Linked DNA regions of Mus musculus: region 2 is linked to region 1. The links are chromatin contacts, found by Hi-C or POLR2A ChIA-PET in ENCODE. All regions are on one chromosome and are shown on one strand. The core of a region is the stretch at or near the end of the contact, and the rest is flanking DNA. Distances in the headings are between cores, read along the strand shown. Region 1 holds the start of Tmem170 (transmembrane protein 170). Region 2 holds the start of Terf2ip (telomeric repeat binding factor 2, interacting protein).

The links. Hi-C counts contacts between places; a loop is a spot of excess contacts on that map. ChIA-PET counts read pairs that join two places held with the same protein, here RNA polymerase II (POLR2A).
Region 2: a loop to region 1 is called in a map of adrenal gland, with 2.4 times the contacts of the local background. The contact joins the promoter of Terf2ip here to the promoter of Tmem170 in region 1. A Hi-C loop is called at or near these places in 2 of 37 maps with a recorded cell type or tissue (T-helper 2 cell and adrenal gland). POLR2A ChIA-PET finds 5 or more read pairs at or near these places in 1 of 5 experiments (embryonic stem cell).

What each region holds. Positions count from the first base shown.
Region 1 is chr8:111,874,518-111,879,559 of GRCm38, reverse strand. Tmem170 (transmembrane protein 170) reads left to right here and starts at 2,885. Exons shown (of 3, transcript NM_025781.2): 1 at 2,885-3,057. The coding sequence starts at 2,925.
Region 2 is chr8:112,008,504-112,013,409 of GRCm38, reverse strand. It overlaps Terf2ip (telomeric repeat binding factor 2, interacting protein), which reads right to left and starts at 2,051. Exons shown (of 3, transcript NM_020584.2): 1 at 1,268-2,051. The coding sequence starts at 1,928. It overlaps Kars (lysyl-tRNA synthetase), which reads left to right and starts at 2,056. Exons shown (of 14, transcript NM_053092.3): 1 at 2,056-2,200. The coding sequence starts at 2,142.

The sequences.
Region 1 (5,042 bases), core at 1,636-4,135:
CCTCAACTTGAGACAGCTCAGGCTGGCTTTGCACTTACCAGTAATCTTCCTTTCTCTTCCCAGATTTGAGATTACAGGTGTGAGCTGTCATACCTTACACTCTTATGCTCTCAGAGCAGTTTCTGTTCCTTAGACTCTTCTTTTGTGCTTATAAAGATATGGAAGGGCTCCATGAATTTGTGTGTCACTCTTGAGCAGGGGCCGTACGAATCTCCACATCATTCCAGTTTTACCTATGTGTCATGCAAGAAGCCACTCCTTTCCTTTCATTCTTTCATTAAAAAAAAAAAAAAAGTAATAGAAGCCAGATATAGGGCTGGTGAGATGGCTCAGTGGGTAAGAGCACCCGACTGCTCTTCCGAAGGTCCGAAGTTCAAATCCCAACAACCACATGGTGGCTCACAACCATCTGTAATGAGATCTGACTCCCTCTTCTGGAGGGTCTGAAGACAGCTACAGTGTACTTACATGTAATAAATAAATAAATAAATAAATCTTTAAAAAAAAAAAAAGAAGCCAGACATAATTTGCACAGAAAGTTGCAAGCCAGCCAAGAGAACGCAGCAAGACTTCATCACAAACCAAACCAAAAAGGTAATAGAAATTGTGGGAGTTTATTCCAAAGGAGAAATGAGAAGATTGGATGACCAGAAAAGGCAAATACTCAAAAGTCTCAAAGTACATTTTCCCTACAAAATATCGATGCTTTGCTTTCTAGGTCCTTCCATTTGGCTGTCAAACCACCAAATTTTCATGTCTATATAGGCAATCTACAGATTCTCCCTGGAAGGCTTCTTAGGGACCTTTGTGAAGTGCTGGGGATCAAACCCAGAGCTGCAGGCATATGAGGCAAGGCGTCTCTCAGAGCTATAACCAACCCAACTTTAACTTCTTTCCTTTGGGAGGGAGGTGAACATCTGGGCATTAATGGATATAGCACACTTATGGGAAAGGGCTGTTGGCATTGTTCATGCTATCCTGTAAAAGCAAAAATCCTACAAAATCTAAAATGCTGACAAGATGTCTAAATATACTGAAAAACAGTTGCTGTAAAAGGTTTTAAAGTTATTGATTTATTATATATGTGTATTAGTCTGGATTCTGCAGAGGGAGAGAACTTAAATATTTATATTTATTAATGAATATGTTAAATTATTTATTGAATGTATCATATATATATATATATGTATATATATGATTTATAGAGTGGCTTACAGGAAGTGGTCCAGCTAATCCAGCAATGGCTGTCTACTAATGGAAGGCCCAGAGTCCAGGAGTTGTTCAGTCCATGGGGCTGGATGACCCCGCTGGTCTTTCAGTATACACTGGAATCTCTAAATAGGTTCTAATGCCAGTGTCTTAGTTTGGGTTTTACTACTGTGAGGAGACACCATGACCGAAGCAACTCTTATAAAGGCAAACATTTCATTGGGGCTGGCTTACAGTTTCAGAGGTTCAGTCCATTATCATCATGACAGGAAGCAGGGCAGCAGGCATGCTGGAGAGGGAGCTGAGAGAATCTCAGCAGGAGAAACTGTCTCCTCCGCACTGGGGTGGAGCTTAAACACTAGGAGACCTCAATGCCTGCCTACCCAGTGGCACACTTCCTCTAGCAAGGCCACACCTCCTAATACGTGCCACACTTCGCATGGGCTAAGCATATTCAAACCGGTAGATGGCGTGGTTCAGATCAAAGGTGGATTTTCCACCTCAAAGATCCAGATTATAGGTATTGCTACTTTAAATCCCTCACAGGTTTCGCCAGCCATTGCGGTTTTAGTTCATTCCAGGCGTCGTCAAGTTTACAACCAGGGAGAGCCATGGCCATATGTGTGTGGGAACCTGTGCAGGTCAAAGGACAACTTGCAGTTATGGGTTCTCTTTTACCACGTGGGCTCCTGAGATGGAACTCAGGTCACAGCTCCTAAAAGTTTCAACTTCTGTGACTTAGAGAATTTCTGGTCCTTTTTTTCTTTTTGGTTTTTCGAGACAGGGTTTCTCTGTATAGCCCTGGCTGTCCTGGAACTCACTTTGTAGACCAGGCTGGCTTCGAACTCAGAAATCCGCCTGCCTCTGTTTTGGTCCATTTAAAAAGTCTTATTTTTGCTTGTTGGTTGTTCGGAAGTTGAACCTACAGTCTTTTGTTTTGTCTTGTATTTGCTTTGGTTTTGGTTTTGACAGAGTTTCTCTATGTAGCTCTGGCTGTCCTGGAGCTTATTCAGTAGAGCAGGCTGGCCTCGAACTCAGAAAGCTGCCTGCCTCTACCTCTTGAGTGCTGAGTTTAAAGGCACGTATCACCACCGCCCAGCGAACCTATAGACTTTGACAGGCTAAGCAACTGGGGTTGGAATCTAGGGATGTGCAGCTAGGCTGGTTCTCTGTCAATACATATTCAGTCCTACAGAGAAATTTGAGTAGGCTAGTGGTCACTTAATTTTTATTTTTGGTGATGTATCCTTGTATACTATTTTAAAATGTATGTGAGTCTATGTGTATGTGAAGGTAAAAAGACAACCATGGGAGTTGGTTCTCACCTTTCACCATATGAGTCCTAGGGATGGAAGGCAAATCCTTCATGCTTGGAGGCAAACACCTCGCCTCTACCCGCTGAGCAATCTCACCGGACTTGTCCTACTTAAAGGTGGCACTAAAGAGGGCAGAGCCCAACACACCCAGATGGAGCAGAAGAAACTTGCCACTAGGGGCGCAGCATGCCGTGGGTTTCTCTAATCGAACGCAGCGCCAGGGGGCGGGAACAACCGTTACCCCGCCCCCTCCATCTGCGGCGCCCTGTGATTGGAAGGAGAAACGATTACTCTAGCAGCGCCGTTGGAGTGGGCGGGAGAAGAGGGCCGGCCAAAGGTGACGCCGTGGCTGCGGAGGTGCGGTACTCCGCGGCGCGGCGGGCGGTGGATGGCGGCGGGATGGAGCGCGAGGGGAGCGGCGGTGGCGGCGGCTCAGCCGGGCTCCTGCAGCAGATCCTCAGCCTGAAGCTCGTGCCGCGGGTGGGCAACGGGACCCTGTGCCCCAACTCCACTTCGCTCTGCTCCTTCCCAGGTACGCCCCGCCCCGCGCCTGCGCACTGCGCACCTGTCGCCTGCCTCCCAGGGCGAGGCCGAGGCAGCCCTGGAATCGCACTTGGGGCGACGGCTGTCCAGTCCTAGTGACTGCTAGTATCCTTCCTCTGAGAGCCTGTGTGCTGACGCTGTCCTCTGACTCTGTCCTACACCCACTTTCCCACCAGCCTGCTCAGACCTGTTGCGGATTCCCCCACCCGCACCTAGAAGAACTTAAGACAGAACTTCTAAATTGCTCTTAGCTCTTACCCGGGCTTCGCCGCCTTCTGCCAGGAGGGCTTTTAAAGTTACATTTACATTGTAGAACTGCTACAATTCAGAAAGTTGTGGAGAAGAGAATGATCCCCTGAGGTTATTAATAAAGGCCCTCAGGGGAGGGCATGATTGCTTTGGGTTTTTGAAGGCAAGACGACAGAGGCGGGGGTGGGGTGGGGTGTGGGGGGGTAGGGGTATTAGGACACTGCCGCAAAGAGAAACTAACCCAGTGACGTTGTAAAAGAGGATGACGGGTGGGATTGCTGACTGCAACCTTCGACCAGACACCTGTGAGTCTCATCTACTGGGCAGCGACTGCCAGGCGCCTCTCGGTGGACACCTGGGACCTGCCTGTGTAGTAGCTGACAAGGTGGCTGCCTTTTTGTTTTGTGGCAGCTGAAGATGTTAGCTTGTGATCCTGCCCACAAGAAAAGAGTCTGGGAGTTCAGATTGTTTCCAGAAGTACTAGTGTCCCACCTGACAGTGATTACAAATAAATACATATATAAATAAACAAACAAATCTGAAAGTGATTACAAATAAGTAAACACACAGACACACAGCATTCTGGCGACCTTCTCCAAAAGATGAAGGGTTCTTTCTTTCCTAGGATTCAGTGAGTCTGTTCTAACTCATTTTCTTACTTCTCTCCCAACTATTAAGGAGATTTCCAAACCTGAGAAGGCGAAACAGAGAATAACAAGTACCCATATGCTTAGTTCGGGTGGTAAAAGTCACATGTCTACTTAAAAGCTGAGGCTCATTAGGCACTTGTGAGACCATCATAGGTGGGGTTAGGTAGGCCTAGATGGTAGGCTAGATTATGGGGCCACAGTTGTATATTTGGCTGGTGTTGATGGATGTCTCATGCAAAGCAGGACTATTCTGGTTTTACAGCCTTGGTCACATCAATGTGCATGTGTGTACACATCACAATTTAACTTCCTGCACTGCGGAAGACGAGACATTAGGATTCTTGAGCTCAAAACTTCTGAACCAGGGATGTGTGTCCTGTCACTGTCACGGTGCCCCCAAGTCAGATCACTTCTAAAATCCATAACACGGATAAAGGGATGTTATTTAAATAGGCCTTATTTAAATTTTTCTCTAGTCAACCAAATAGCTTTTTTCTTAAAAACAAAAAATTGCCGGGCATCGTGGCGCTCGCCTTTAATCCCAGCACTCAGGAGGCAGAGGCAGGCAGATCTCTGAGTTCGAGGCCAGCCTGGTCTCCAAAGTGAGTGCCAGGACAGCCAGAGCTACACAGAGAAACCTTGTCTCAAAAAAAGAAAAAAGAAAAAAAATTTTAAATATATGCATGTGTTTGGGTGTGTGGATGTGAGTACAGGTGCCCACCCAGGCCAGAGGCCGGGAGTTACAGGTGGCTGGGCTATCTGACCTGGTTGCTGGAAATAGAACTCAGGTCCTCTGAAAGAGCAGCAACCACTCTATCTCTGAACTGTTTCTTCTTTGTGATTCTTTTTTTTTTTTTTCATTTTGTTTCTGTTTTTATTTGGTGAGAGAAAGAGTTGTTTTACCAAGAAGGAAAAAAGGCAGATGGCCTGTGAGCTGAGAAAAGGGAGCCGGTCAGAAGCCTTACTGAAGTCCAGATGCTAATCAAGAGTCAGACATGAGCCATAATGCGTCAGCGCTCAGGGCTCACTGGGAACTGAACTCAGATCCTCTGGAAGAGCAGCAGCCGCTCCCAAC
Region 2 (4,906 bases), core at 802-3,301, 130 kb before region 1:
GGGGAGGCAGAGCAAAGAGAATACTCAGGAACCTGGAGAGCAAGAGACTGGCACACTGACAGCGCACTGTAGCTGTCTACAGACACACCAGGAGAGGGCATCAGCTCCCACTAAGGATGGCTGTGAGCTGGGAAGTGAACTCAGACCTCTGGAAGAGCACTCAGTGCTCTTTAAGCATGCTGAACTAGAGAAATAGATTTTACCTCCCCACACACACACACACACACACACACAGCCCAAATGGAGAAAGCATGCCTTAAAGTCAAAAATGTCTGCCATTTAAGCTGTCAATACTGGTTACAGAAAAGGCAGATATCTTAGCCAGGCATGGTGGCTCAGCTGTGTGATTCCAGCACTCTAGAGACTGAGGTAAGAGGATTGCCTAGACTTGGGAGGCCAGCCTGGCTGTCTCAAAAAACAAACTTACAACACGACCTAAGTAAAAAAAGCGACACCTTTGTACTATACACTAATCACAGCCAGATCTTAACCTCAAGTGCTTAGAAATTCACCTCACCTAAGAAGACCACAAAGCAACTTTCCTCTTTATATAGAAGTACATTCAGTTAAGCCAAAATACGGAAAGTAAACTGACCTGCCATGCCATTCACATAGTTTATATTGAGTAAGACCAGAATATAGGCAATATCTTAAAATGAACGGCCAGGGGCCTTTTCTCAAATAAAAAAGATGGAGGATGAGAAGAAGAGGAGGAGGAGGAGGAGGAGGCGCAAGAAGAGGTGGAGGAAAAGGAGAAAAGGAGAGGAGGAAGGAAGGAAGGAAAAAGGGGGAAGGGAAAATATCTTTGAAATTTCTGAAAACAGAAACAGGTTACCCTGTTACCTCCTGGGTATGGTGGGTAGGAAGGGTAGAAGATTTCCATATATACTGTACTGTGTTCCTTTTGAACACAGAGCCGTTTTTGTAAACTAGTTACTGTTCCGTAGTCTCAGTCACTCCGAAGGCAGGAGAATATTTCAGGCATAGAGTTTGGGGACAGCCTGGGCGACACAGCGAAGAGACTCAAGTTCCCCGCCCTCCCAAACCCAAATCCATCAACGAACAAACATCCAGTCAACGGGAAGGAAAAGTTAAATGAAAAGACAAATTAAAACCAGAAAACAAGGGATAAGAGGAAACGGTGCACTTTCGCTTCGGACCTCAACAGAGAAGAGGGGCTGAGCTATGCCACCCACGGCGCCCAAAAAGACGCTCGCTGACAGGCAGGCAGCCCCGCCCCCCGGAGCCCCGAAGGTGCCGGCCTCACCTCCGCTATCCGCGGCCTCGGGGTCCTGCTCCGCCTTCCGTTTGAGCTTCTGGGAGGACGGGCTGACCGGGGCGTTCCCGAGCAGGTACTTGTGCTCCTGACCCCGTAGGTGCTTGAGGTAGCGGTCCTTGAGCGACTGCCAGGAGTGCTGCGTGAGCGAGCTCTTCTCCATCGCTTTCCACAAGGCATTGCCTGTGACCGAGCTGGGCGAACGGGCGTTCTCCTTCACGTAGGTCAGGATGGCCACATCTTCCGCGTCGGTGTAGGCGATGCGCCCGGTCAGGGGCTGCGGCTCCGGTTCCGTGGAGCCCTCGGTGGAAGCCCCGGGCTTCGGATCGGACGCCTGCTCCGTCAGGCCCAGCCGATAGGCCTCCAGGTCCAGCTTCTCGTTGCGATCCACGCAGTCTAGGATGTACTGCGTGGAGATGAAGTCGCCCGAAGCCTCGGCCAGCGCCTCCCCGGGCTGGGCGAGAAGCACGGCTCCGGGTTCCTGCACCCGACACACGGTGCCGCCGCCGTGCAGGATGAGCGTCGACAGCCGGCGCTTGGCCGAGCTGGGCCGCACGTAAAACGACATGGCGCTGCCGTCTTCTCTCACGAACAGAGTGGAGGAGTGAGTGGGCCCATTGGGGTCTTTACCCAGATCCATCGCCTCCGCCATACCTGTCGCCCCGCTGTACAAGTAAAGCGCAGAAACGACACCACTAAGACGGACTCTCCGCCGGAGGAGCCCAGCACTGCGCCTGCGCAGCGAGAGTCCGGCCGAGGGCCCGCCCTCTTTCCCGGAAGAGGCAGGACTTAGAGCCACGACCTGGAAGTTCTAGTTCTACGCTAGTCATAATTTTTTTTTTTCTGGGTCGGGCCAGTGGGGAAGATGGCCACGCTGCAGGAGAGTGAAGTCAAAGTGGATGGCGAGCAGAAACTAAGCAAGAAGTAAGTGTCGTTGAAGATCTCTAAGTGTCTCTTGTTGCAGTGTTCCGATGGGAAGTGCCTGGAGTTTTCCCGCCAAGGCGACTGTGCCTGGGGTCCCTCTTGTCTTTTCCGGTGGGTGAGCACATGCTGGGACAGAGATGCAGTGCCGTAGAACCTACAGCCTCCAGGATGCCCCAGGAGGATCAACTGCGTGGCTGATGGGTTCCCTGGTCCTAGCCGTAGGGACGAGCATACCTAGGGAAAGCCAGCACAGAAACCGGGAATGGTAGCAAAGAAAAGTGAAACTAACTTTTCCCTACCTTCTAAGAAATGCTCTTTTAATTGAACCACTCCCCCAACGGATAGACTGGAAAATGGTTAAATATCTTTGTTCTTAAAAGAAGAACCTTTACATTATCCTTGGCCTATCCAAGGTTATTCTGCACCTTGGGTGTTAAAAGGGGGTACGTTCTGAAACAATAGTGTACCTACCCATATGTGTCACTCAAAGGATCTGTGACACGGGAGCAAGTGGCCTTATTTAGCGGGATACACCAGGCTCCCTTTGCACTGCTGGGGGTATCTTTGTAAAACACTCCAAATCCCAGAATTGAGTAGGCAGATAAGATTACCCTCCCTTTAACTGGTTGCTTTTAGGACTACACTCTAGTCCACTTGACCCACAGAACACTAGCAATGACTTGAATGTCTTCTTAGTGCCTGGAACTACATAGTACCCTCCAAAGCTGTAGGAAATAACTAGTTTAAGCTGTCACATACCATGGCTGCTTTCGTTAGTACCCTAGCAATAAATAAATCCCCTTATTGATCCCCGAGGGAAATACCAGAAACCTTCTAGATAATAACTGGGTTTCCTTTTTATGGCTGTGTTTCTGCTTTGTGTGGTTTAGAAGGATTTTAAAGAAAATGTTTAAATTTATGGGTTGCAGGCTCCCTGGTTGGTTGTCCTTTGTGTGAGCAGTTTAGTGGATTCCTTAGCGGAGGATGGGTGAGTTTATTAAATCAGTAGTTGGAATTTTGAGTCACAAGCGAAAGAAAGTACCTCAGTTTTCAGGTAATTTAAGGAAGCCTTACTGCTGCTTTCAAGTCACTTTTCTTTCTTTCTTTTCTTTTTTTTTTTGGTTTTTCGAGACAGGATTTCTCTGTGTAGCCCTGGCGCCCTGGCTGTCCTGGAACTCACTTTGTAGACCAGGCTGGCCTCGAGCTCAGAAATCTGCCTGCCTCTGCCTCCCTAGTGCTGGGATCAAAGGTGTGCACCACCACACCCAGCCCTCAAGTTACTTTTCTTAAATATACCTTTGACTTTAATTTACCCGTTAAACACCACGCTGGCACTATACAAACTTTGTCTAATCTCAGTAGTAATCTTGCAAGAGAAATGTTCATGCCCACATTTCCAAGTCAGAAACTACGGCCCTGGGTTTATGAGAAAATGGGAGTTCCCAGCGGTTGTGGGTGTGGCTTAATGGCTGCTTCCATGCACAAGGCTCTTGATTTCCGGGGTACTGCTAATGAAAATATATGTTCCTCGTGTGCTTCCTAGCATTGCTCTGAAGCACTGGGACAGATATCTGAAGGGAAGTCTATACCAAATCTGTGATCCTCGGTTGCCTAATGAAATCAGGTAGTTTTGTTTGTTTTTTGTTTTTATAAGACAGGGTTTCCCTGTGTAGAACTCACAGGCTGCCCTAGACCAGGCTAGCCTCAAACTAAGAGATCTAGATCTACTTGCCTCCAAAGTGTTTGTACCACCACAAGCTGGCTTTTTTTTTTTTTTTTTTTTTTTTCGAGACAGGGTTTCTCTGTATATCCCTGGCTGTCCTGGAACTCACTTTGTAGACCAGGCTAGCCTCGAACTCAGAAATCCGCCTGCCTCTGCCTCTGTGCTGGGATTAAAGGCGTGCGCCACCACGCCCGGCGAGCTGGCTTTAAAATGAACCAGTTTTTACGTTCCCAGCTAAAATAATTTTTGTGCATGTGAATAATATGATATCCCCTTCTTTTTCCTAATTGTCCTTGGCATTTCTTGAAGTTTTTTTCCTGAGGACTGTTTTATTCCAGAAAGTCCCCCAAAGTTAAAAACAGATGGTCTGTCTGCCCAAATCACTTATTCTCAAATGAAAGATTCCTCAAGTTACTGAAACACAGTAGAGTGTGATCCTGGTAGCTCTGAGGCCATCGTGTTGATAACAAGTAAACATGGTGTCTGAGGACCTGCCCTTCCCTCACATGTTCCTTCCCAAGCTCCCAAGTAGCTAGGCCTGTCTAAAATCTGCATTTGGCATTTTCATTATCATCCTGTTGCCAGGAGTCCATCCTCATGGGAGAGACCACACTTCAGAGCCCCACATGTTGCCGTCCACACTGTAGGAAGTTGTGAGCATTTCTGCAGCTAGGCTATTGACTTGCATTTGGGGTTTTTGTTTTGTTTTGTTTTGTTTTTAAGATTTATTTATTATATGTGCGTACACTGTAGCTGTCATCAGACACCCCATAAGAGGGCCTCAAATCTCATTACGGATGGTTGTGAGCCACCATGTGATTGCTGGGATTTGAACTCAGGACCTTCAGAAGAGCAGTCAGTGCTCTTAACCACTGAGCCATCTCTCTCCAGCTGGCATTTGGGTTTCGAATCCCAGATATGAAACGTTTTGTTTTTTTCTATGACAGGACTAAGAACATTGCAGATGTTAGTCAGGAGGGACT